Linked DNA regions of Homo sapiens: region 1 is linked to region 2. A link is an interaction called in ENCODE POLR2A ChIA-PET data of the cell type or tissue named here. Cell type or tissue: HCT116. All regions are shown on one strand. Each heading gives the region's core, and the rest is flanking DNA. Links, peaks and the distances in the headings are about the cores only.

What was found. Peaks named below come from ENCODE experiments on the same cell type or tissue, not always from the same donor. Only the 100,000 strongest peaks of a DNase experiment are listed, where the experiment ranks them.
Region 1: POLR2A ChIA-PET joins it to region 2 with 5 read pairs; 4 of 35 experiments call an interaction of 5 or more read pairs at or near these places.

The regions. Positions count from the first base shown.
Region 1 is chr1:32,848,452-32,853,826 of GRCh38, reverse strand. It overlaps S100PBP (S100P binding protein), which reads right to left. Exons shown (of 7, transcript NM_022753.4): 6 at 661-748. Among named protein-coding and RNA genes, the nearest start is that of FNDC5, 20 kb to the left of the region's middle. In HCT116, for the core only: no CTCF peak of the experiment used is centred there; no DNase peak of the experiment used is centred there.
Region 2 is chr1:32,709,643-32,715,017 of GRCh38, reverse strand. No RefSeq gene overlaps it. Among named protein-coding and RNA genes, the nearest start is that of SYNC, 9.6 kb to the right of the region's middle. RefSeq lists silencers at 396-690, 2,561-2,800. In HCT116, for the core only: a CTCF peak has its summit at 2,660 (motif pointing left); a DNase peak (open chromatin) is centred at 2,557; H3K4me3 peaks cover 792 bases; H3K27ac peaks cover 1,113 bases.

The DNA of each region.
Region 1 (5,375 bases), core at 67-5,066, 140 kb before region 2:
CAAGCTCCTGGGCTTCAAGCAATCCTTTTCTCTCAGGCACTCTCAGGGACTACAGACACACACCACCATGCCCAGTTAAGTTTTTGTATTTTTTGTAGCGACGGGGTCTCACATTGGCCAGGCTGGTCTCGAACTCCTGGGCTCAAGCAATCCTCCTGCCTTGGCCTCCCAAAGTGCTGGAATTACAGGCGTGAGCTACTGTGCTCAGCCTCAGTCCAGTTCTTATTCCATTATACTGCATCACTTTTTCCCCCTGCCTCTTGAATTAAACAATTCCAACCCCTACTCCCCACTACATTCCTCCTGCAGCCAAATTTCACGCGCCCCCCCCCCACCGCCTTTTCTTTTTTTTTTTTTAGACGGAGTCTTGCTCTGCCGCCCAGGCTTGAGTACAGTGGCACCATCTTGGCTCACTGCAACCTTCGCCACCAGATTCAAGCAACTGTCCTGCCTCAGCCTCCTGAGGCTGGGACTACAGATGCTTGCCACCACACCCAGCTAATTTTTGTATTTTTGGTAGATATGGGGTTTCACCATGTTAGCCAGGATGGTCTCAAACGACCCACCCACCTTGGCCACCCAAAGTGCTGGGATTACAGGTGTGAGCCACCGCGCCCAGCCATTCTACCCTTTTCCATCTTCTTCTAATCACCCACTCACCGCGTGGTGAGGTCCGAAGGATGCTGCCATTTTGAGTGCTGCATATGATGAACTTGATCCATCAAGGCACAAAGCTCCCCCGAGATACCTGTGATACAGAGGGATCAGTGGTTAGGAACAGCTGAGTGAACTACGTCAGCCAACGTCAAAGTATGTGTTTTCAGGGAAAGAGAAAACAGGCACTGTTCTCAACAATATATACTTACAATTATCACAAGCAGTGAGCACAGAAACTATAAACCAGAATGGGGAGATTACTCTTGGAGGGTGAAGGTGAAGCAATAATAGCAGCCACCATTCATTCATTCAACACTTAGCTCCTACAATATACAGGGAACTTTACTTGTCCCTAGGAATATGGCAGTGAACAAGACACTACCTCAATGAAGTTTATACAGGAGACAGATGATTCCAAAGTGGTGTGATAAATGCAGTGATAGAAATACAGACTGCTATAGAGACTGGGGGGGTGGGGGTTAGGGAAAGCCCCCTCCAGGGGGAGTAACTATAGCAGGGATCTAAAGGATGTATAAAATTAGTGAGGTAAAGAGGGGTAGGAGGTTGGATGCCAAAAGATAACAGTTAATACAAAGCCCCAGAGACAAAAGACAGCAAATACATTCAAGAAACAAGAGGAGTTTAGAACAGATGGAGGTGGGCGCTCTTTGCTAACAAGAAAAATTGCTAGATGCAATTTCTCAAACACCTGGGATCCTAGCAATGTACTAGACACTTTACATATTATCTTACTTAATTCTAAAAAAAATCTTACATGGAGATAGATGTTATTAATATCATTTCAAAGATGGGAAACTATGGGAGGTGAACTTGCCTGAAATACTTTTTTTTTTTTTGAGACAGAGTCTTGCTCTGTCGTCCAGGCTAGAGTGCAATGGCATGATTTCGGTTCACTGCAACCTCTGCCTCTTGGGTTCAAGTGATTCCCCTGCCTCAGCCTCCTGGGTAGCTGGGACTACAGGCGCCTATCACCATGCCAGGCTAATTTTTATATTTTTAGTAGAGATGGGGTTTCATCATGTTGGCGAGGCTGGACTCCAATTCCTGACCTCAAATGATCCTCCCAAAGTGCTAGGATTACAGGTGTGAGCCACCATGCATGGCCCTGAAATTCTTGATGACCCAGGATTCAACTAGCTCCTGTGTGACTCCATGTCCTTGCCACTATGCAATAATGCTAATTTTGCACTCAACGATTGAGACTTAGGCTAAAACTCAATAGAAGCAGAAATAAAACACTAGTTAGGAAATAATTTCCCTAGACCAGTGGTTCGCAAATTTTAACATACATTATAATCAACTGGAGGTATTGTAAAACAGATTGCTGGGCCTAGCCTCCAGACTTTCTGATTATACATAATCAGAAAACTACAGATCTGGGTAGGGCCTGAGAATTTGCATTTCAAGCAAATTCCCAAGTGATGCTAATGCTGGTGGTCTAAGAAACACTTTTTTTTTCTTTTTTTTGTGGGTAGTGGGGTGGGAGATGGAGTCTCACTCTGTCACCCAGGCTGGAGTGCAGTGGTGTGATCTCGGCTCACCGCAACCTCCTCCTCCCGGGTTCAAGTGATTCTCCTGCCTCAGCCTCCTAAGTAGCTGGGATTACAGGCGCCTGCCACCATGCCTGGCTAATTTTTGTATTTTTAGTAGAGACAGGGTTTCACCATGTTGGCCAGGCTGTTCTTGAACTCCTGACCTCAAGTGATCCACCCACCTTGCTCTCTCAAAGTGCTGGGATTACAGGCGTGAGTTACTATGCCCAGCTGAGAAGCACACTTTGAAAATCAAAGCCCTAGACAGTGGAGACTTTTCAGCTCGTTTACATGTTTTTCATTACCTTATCTACTGTGCTTTCGGGAATCAAAAGCAGTCTCAGTAGGCTACAGACTCATATTTTCAAGTTCTAGTAAAAGTAATGTCACTTTTAGGATAAATGTAATTTATTTGAAGCCTCAAAAAGTAGAGCTTTGTAGAGAAAGTATACTGTATACTTTGGAGTTAGGCAGAGTTGAGTTAAAATTCCAATCCATCAATTAGCTCTGTGACCCTGGGCAAATTATTTCACTTCTTCAGGGCTCACTACTCATCTATGAAAAGCAGATAATACAATTTAGCTTGAAGCTGAGTTTTAGGAATATTGAACGTAAAAGACCTAGCACATTGCTATGGCACACAGCGTGTGTGCAGTGAGTGGTAGCTATTATGATGTTAGCACCTCAGGTCTATGTTAGCTTGCAAAGACTCTGCAAATCCTGTGAAATTTTAAGGAAAAACGTTTATTAAATGGATCCATCCACACATAAACTATGACATTTTATGGCACTCAAATATTTTTCTAACCATAACACTTTTTAGGAAAAATTTATAGATTTCATTAAAAGTTTCTCTACTGTTAAAAAAGCACGACCAAATGAAACATAATTGACAAAATGAAAAATATATTTGAAACATACTTGGCAAAAGTTTAATGTCCTTTATCTACAGTCTCTTTATTTTTTAAAAAAGGTCAAGGGCATGAATAGACAACTTGCAAAATTATTACAAGTGATCAATAAACATGATAAAAACAATGTTCAATCTCATTCATGGAAAGAAAAGGCATTACTGTCACTCCTTGAGAAGGAAAAATAAATCAGAAATGAGTTTCCTCATGAAGGGAAGTAACTCTTGATTAGAAAATTCCTTACCTGCTGGATTTGTAAAGCTAAAATCAAAGGTCTCAATTCAAATTGCCTTTCCAATACCCCACTTTCACCTCGCTAGCACTCCACTCCCTGTGGTCACCCAAAAAGGACATTTCAGTGGGAGGCAGGGGAGGGGAGAATCAGCTTTATAAAAATTTCAAGATACATTTTTCCTACCAAAGCTTCACAAAGGAGGGCTAGCAATATATGGAAATTCTGTGTCCATCAAAATGGAACCACAAGATTATCTATAGAACATGTCCTTCAGCTCACTCATTTCTTATCACCTGCATTTTAGAAAATTAATCTGGCAATGGAAACTAAAGATAATAAATCTAAAAACATATCTATTCACATTAAATGATGAGAAGAATAGCCAGTTAGCCAAAGGGGCCTAATATTCAAATATTTAACTTCTAGGAATCAAATCCAGCAGCAGCAATTTATATAACATTATATATCAAGCCTGTTTAAATAAATAAATAAAGGCACTGTCCTATGTGCTAGTTTATATATATCAACTCATTTATTCTTTACAACAATCCTATAAGGTATTTTCCCCGCTTTACAGACAAAAGTATATAAAACTGTAAAGAAACCGAGGCACAGAAAAGTTAACTAATTTGCCCAAAGTCACATGTCTAATGACAAAGCCAGAATTCCAACAATATAAAACTATCATAGGATTGACTTTCCTTAAAAAATTTTCTGGGAGCAACATTTCATAGTTGAGATTAGAAAGTAAAAATCATATAGCCATATGTCTCTTGTAAACAATGGCTCAATAATTAGATCTCAGCTCATGTACCAAAAAATTTTAATTTTCCTTAGCACTAATAACTAACTTATTGTTAGACTAGCCTAACTCTTATTATGAATAAGACTTAATGATCTAGAGATAATGGGAGCTAACATTTATCAAGCACTTCTTACGTGCTACGTACTTTGCTAACTGCTTTGCATGTATCCTACAATTTAATTCTAACAATCACAGATGGCAAACTCTATAACCTCCATTTTATTCACAAGTAAACTGAAGCTTAGAAAAAAATACTTTCCCAGCACTTTGGGAGGCCGAGGCAGGCGGATGGCTTGAGCCCAGGAGTTCAAGACCAGCCTGGGCAACATGGTGAAACCCCGTCTCTACAAAAAGTACCCGGGTGTGGTAGTACACACCTGTAGTCCCATCGACTCCAGGGGGCTGAGGTGGGAGGATCACCTGAGCCCATGAGGTGGAGGCTGCAGTGAGCCATGATCATACCACTGCACTCCAACCTGAGTGACAGAGCAAGACACTGTCTCCAAAAAAAAAAGAAAAAAAAAGAAAGAAAAGATACTCATCTATCATCTAGTAAATCAGGAAAGCCAGGATTCAAACCCAGGTGGGGCTAATAATCCAAAAACCTCATTTTAGCTTATAGTTTGAACCTCATCTTCCTCCAAATTTAGAGATGCTAACAAGAATGGGAACATTTGAATTTTCTCTTCTCTTCATAGTCTCTAACAGATGGGCTTTCTTGGACCAACAATCAGTACCATGGGTTTATTTTAAGTTGTGGCAAAAAGGTGGTAAAGACTGTCCTTTGTTTTGTGACTAAGAATGAAATAAAGGAGGGAAAAACCCCCAATATTTCAGGAATGACGTCAACAATTCATCTAAATCTTAATCTATAAATATGAAGGTGACTGGTTTTGGGGAAACATCCAGTTTAATAACTGTTCTTAGTAAGTTTAAAGTGAATCAATTTTTATATCATAATGGAGGAGGACGGATAATGCTGAGTACCTGCTATGCCAATTCTGACAGGTTTTATAGGACATAATACTTTTTACCACCCACATGACCCTAACTCAATCAAGTGTGGCACATGACCAAAGAACAGAGACTCTCTCAGCTGGCTAATGACATAATGACCTAGAAGGCTGCCTGGTACCAGCAGGTCATTAAGTAAACCAATCAGATACTCTTCTTTGAAATGTCAATGTGAGCTTTAGTAATGAGAACAAGAGAGA
Region 2 (5,375 bases), core at 310-5,309:
TGGGCAAAAGAGTGAAACTCCATCTCGAAGACAAAAAAACATAACTCTTGCCAGGTGCAGTAGCTCATGCCTGTAATTCTAGCACTTTGGGAGGCTGAGGCAGGTGGATCACCTGAGGTCAGGAGTTCAAGACTAGCCTGGCCAACATGAGGAAATCTTGTCTCTTCTAAAAATACAAAAACTAGCCGGGCATGTTGACGGGTGCCTGTAATCCCAGCTACTCGGGATGCTGAGGCAGGAGAATCACTTGAACCTGGGAAGCAGAGGTTGCAGTGAGCCGAGATCTTGCCACTTCACTACAGCCTGGGCGAAAGAGTGAAACTCCATCTAAAAAAAGAAAAAAAAAACACTCTTGTTCTCAGGGACCCCAAGTCACAAAAGAAAACAGACCTGGGACACAGAGGAGTAGTGAGCACAGATGAATTCAGCTTTGTGCGTGAGCCTGTTGCATATTTGTGCACCATTTGTGACTCTGTGCATGTGTGTGCGTGTGTGTGTGGCTGTGTTGACTCTGTGTATGTGCCTTTGAGCCGAGGCTGTTGAGAAAGCTTAGTGAGTGTGGACCCAGTTGGGTGGAATCGCTTATTCATTAGACACACATTTACCAAACATTCACAGGGCAGGGCCCTAGGCATAACATGGAGCCCTTGACTGATGAGGTTCTTGTTTTTGAGGGCTTCACTCTGTAATGAGGGGAGATTAGGCACTAAACAAAAAAATCCTGCTGGGTATGGTGGCTCACACATGTAATCCCAGCACTTTGGGAGGCTGAGTCGGGCGGATCACCTGAGGTCAGGAGTTCGAGACCAGCCTGGCCAATATAGTGAAACCAATAGAGTGAAACCAATATAGTGACCAGCCTGGCCAATATAGTAGTTTTGTAAAAATACAAAAAGTAGCCAGGCATGGTGGTGCACACCTGTAGTCCCTCCCAGCTACTCAGAAGGCTGAGGCAAGAGAATTGCTTGAACCCAGGAGGTGGAGGTTGCAGTGAGCCGAGATCGCGCCACTGCACTCCAGCCTGGGGGACAGAGTGAGACTGCATCTTAAAAAACAAAACAAAACAGCCGGGCGCGGTGGCTCACGCCTCTAATCCCAGCACTTTGGGAGGCCGAGGTGGGCGGATCACAAGGTCAGGAGTTCGAGACCATCCTGGCTAACACGGTGAAACCCCATCTCTACTAAAAAAATACCAAAAAAAATTAGTCGGGCGTAGGTGGTGCACGCCTGCAGTCCCAGCTACTCGCGAGGCTGAGGCAGGAGAACGGCGTAAAACCCGGGAGGTGGAGCTTGCAGTGAGCCGAGATCGCGCGCCACTGCACTCCAGCCTGGGAGACAGAGCGAGATACTGTCTCAAAAAAAAAAAAAAAAAAAAAAAAAAAACAAGAAATGCAAAAGAAACTCAGGCGACCATAGGACCACAGGGAGGGAGCGTCCTGGAAAAAGTGATATTTAAGCTGTGTTCTGAGTAACAAGCTTTAGGGCTTGGGGAAAGGGTGTTCCAGATACAAGGAGTGGCATGTGCAAAGGCTGTGGACCTGGGAGAGGACACGGGGAAAGGTTTTTCTGGAGAAGATGGCTGGATGGGGTTTTGGAAGCGGTAAGGAGAACAAACGGGGCGTTGCTTCAGTTTGAGGGATGTAGTGGGATTGGCCAGGGGAAGATTGCTGGCTTGGGCCTGCACCTGGGGACGGAGGGGCAGTTCCCAGAGGAGTCCAAGGAGCTGAAGGTGCTGCCAACTCCAGAGAGGAGTAGGGAAGCTCCGAAGAGGGGGTTTAGGGAGAGAGCTCCTGGACTGGCCTCTGGGCTGTGCTAGGGGAGAGAGAGACCCATGGAGGCCCGCGAGCCTGGGAAAGGGTCCCCAGCGTTCTCATTCCACAAAGGAATTCAATCAGAGCTCCCTCACAGGACAGAGGGAATTACGGTACATGCACTTCTCCTAAGTTGCTCATTTATTCCTCTCAAGAACTATAATACATTTCCCATTTGAAAACAAAGGAGGCTGGGCGCAGTGGCTCACGCCTGTAATCCCAGCACTTTGGGCGGCCGAGGCCGGTGGATCACAAGATCGGGAGATCGAGACCATCCTGGCTAACACAGTGAAACCCCGTCTCTACTAAAAACATATAAAAAAATTAGCCAGGCGTGGTGGCGGGCGCCTGTAGTCCCAGCTACTCGGGAGGCTGAGGCAGGAGAATGGCGTGAACCTGGAAGGCGGAACTTGCAGTGACCGGAGATCGCGCCACTGCACTCCAGCCTGGGCGACACAGCCAGACTCCGTCGTCTCAAAAAAAAAAAAAAAAAAAAAAAAAAAAAAAAGGAAGCAGAAGCTCAGAGAAGCCTAAGGGTACAGAGCGGGGAAACGTGAGAGACTGCTCTGCTCTGGATTCGAACCCAGCTCAGAGTCTAAGGCCTGGCACCTTCCCTGAGTCCCACAGCCTCCCAGCAAGCGCATGCGCCCTTTAAACTCCAGCAGCTCGCTATGGGTGGATCTGCGGCTATTATTGTTGTGTGTTCATTATCACTGCGGTGCTAAAGGACGTCCTTGATTCAGCTGGGACGCCGACCTCCCCACTGTCGGCGCGCCATCGGTCCTGAAAACTCAGGGCCCGGGCGGCCCCGCGCGGCTGCGGCGGAAAAGACAACCCCCGGGGCGCGGGGTCGGCGTGGCGGCGCCCCCTGGAGGCAGTGCTCGGCATTGCCCGACCTGGGGAGGAACGACCCTGAACGCAGCTTCCTCTGAAGCGGTGGCTGGTGGTCAGCACCGGGTAGGCCCCAATGGCTCCCAGACAGCGGTCCCAGAGGGCAGGGAGAAAGAAGGAAATAAAGAGAAGAACACTTATCAAGTGTCTCTTGTATACTGGGCAAAAGGCTGGGCATTTCCTGCACATTTTCTCATTTAACGCCCACCCAATCTCATTTCCTAGAAGCAGAATCAGGGGGCCAGGCGCGGCGGCTCACGCCTGTAATCCCAGCACTTTGGAAGGCCGAGGCGGGTGGATCACCTGAGGTCAGGAGTTTGAGACTAGCCCGGCCAACATAGTGGAACTCCGTCTCTACTAAAAATACAAAAATTAGCCTGGCGTGGTGGCAAGTGCCTGTAATCCTAGCTACTCAGGAGGCTAAGGCAGGAGAATTGCTTGAACTCGGGAGGCGGAGGTTGCAGTGAGCTGAGATCCAGCCACTGCACTCCAGCCTGGGTGACAGAGTGAGACTTTGTTTCAAAAAAAGAAAAAAAGAAGTGGCCGGGCGCTGTGGCTCACGTCTGTAATCCCAGCACTTTGGGGGGCCAAGGTGGGCAGATCACGAGGTGAGGAGATCGAGACCATCCTGGCTAACATGGTGAAACCCCATCTCTACTAAAAATACAAAAAATTAGCTGGGCGTGGTGGTGGGCGCCTGTAGTCCCAGCTACTCGAGAGTCTGAGGCAGGAGAATGGCATGAACCTGAGAGGCGGAGCTTGCAGTGAGCTGAGATGGCACCACTGCACTCCAGCCTGGGTGACAGAGCAAGACTTGGTCTCAAAAAAAAAAAAAAAAAAAAAAAAGGAAGCAGAACCAGAGAGGTTAAGTAATTTGCCCGGAGACACAAAACAAGTCTGTGGCCATGCCTGGGCCCCTTGGGGCTAAGTCTGAGGATGGAAAGGCTGCCAGATTCCCACTAGACTATAAGTCTCTGAAAGTCAAGGTTAATGACAATGATGTGGATAACACATCATTTATTCGTGGAGGCAGTGTATTGAATCTTGGGTGCCACCATTTCCTCTCTGTGTGACTTTGGTCAACTAAGTTGCATAACCTCTCCAAGCCTCAGTTTTCTCATCAGTAAATGGGCTTTATTACAGGCCCCATGTTATAGGGCTGTTCTGAAGATTTATTGCATTAAAGCAGATAAAATGCCTTCTAGCCCAGGTGCAGTGGCTCCGGCCTGTAATCCCAGCACTTTGGGAGGCCCAAGCAGGCAGATCACCTGAGGTCAGGAGTCTGAGACCAGCCTGGCCAACACGGCGAAATCTCCTCTCTACTAAAAATACAAAAATTAGCCAGGCATGGTGGTGGGTGCCTGTAATCCCAGCTAATCAGGAGGCTGAGGCAGGAGAATTGCTTGAATCCGGGAGGTGGAGGTTGCAGAGAGCCAAAATTGCGCCACTGCACTCCAGCCTGGGTGACAGAGCGAGACTCTGTCTCAAAAAAAAAAAAAAAAGACTAGTTTAGCATCTGGCTTGCAGTAGGGGCTCAAGAATATAGCTAACATCATTTACTAATTTGGCCACTATTTGTTTTTTCTTTTCATTCTTTATTCTCTTCTATTTGTCTTATTCATTACTATACTCTTCATGAACACATCATTTGGCCACTATTTGTTGAAAACCTAGGGACAAGGGACACAGCCATGAAGTCATACAGATATAGGTCTTGCTTTAATGACTTACTGTCTTTGTGTTCTTAGGGTTTAACACATTGTCTGGCCTAACAAATGGTGAAGTGAATGAATGAGCGAGTGAAAACACATGCTGTAGTCAGCCAGCCCCTGGTTGCAGCTTCAGAGAGAGGAAGCAGGAGAAAGGGGAGTTTCAAAAATAATAGTTAATTATTTCTTGTTTTTGTTTTGTTTTGAGACAGAATTTTGCTCTTGTTTCCCAGGCTGGAGTGCAATGGCACGATCTCGGCTCACTGCAACCTCCGCCTCCTGGGTTCAAGCGATTCTCCTGCCTCAGCCTCCCGAGTAGGTGGGATTACAGGCATGCACCACCATGCCCAGCTAATTTTGTATTTTTAGTAGAGACGGGGTTTCTCCATGTTGGTCAGGCTGGTCTTGAACTCCCGACCTCAGGTGATCCACCCACCTCGGCCTCCCAAAGTGCTGGGATTACAGGAGTGAGCCACCGCGCCTGGCTGTGTTATCTAATTTTACAGAGAAGAAAACAATTTCCATGAAGTGGAGTGACTTTCCTAAGGTCACACAGCAAGTAAGCGCTCCAAAGCTTGGATTCATACCCTGGCTCTCTAGAAGCAGTAGGTCAAGGCTGGGTGCGGTGGCTCATGCCTGTAATCCCAGCACTTTGGAAGGTCAAGGCTGGAGGATCGTTTGAGTTCAAGAGTTCAAGACCAGCCTGGGCAACATGGTGAGATACCCCTCTATCTGGCTGTGATCTGTACAAAAAATAAAATATTTAGCCGGGTGGGGTGGCACACACCTGTGGTCCCACTGATCATACCACTGCACTCCAGCCTGGGCAAGAGCAAGACTCTGTCTGAAAACAAAAAACAGAAGTGGTGGGTCTGAGGGCCCTGCCAGGGCATCTCTGTACCACCCTCCTCCCACCTCTAGACGGGTTGCTGGAGCTCTTGGCACAAAGAAAGTGAGCAGAGGC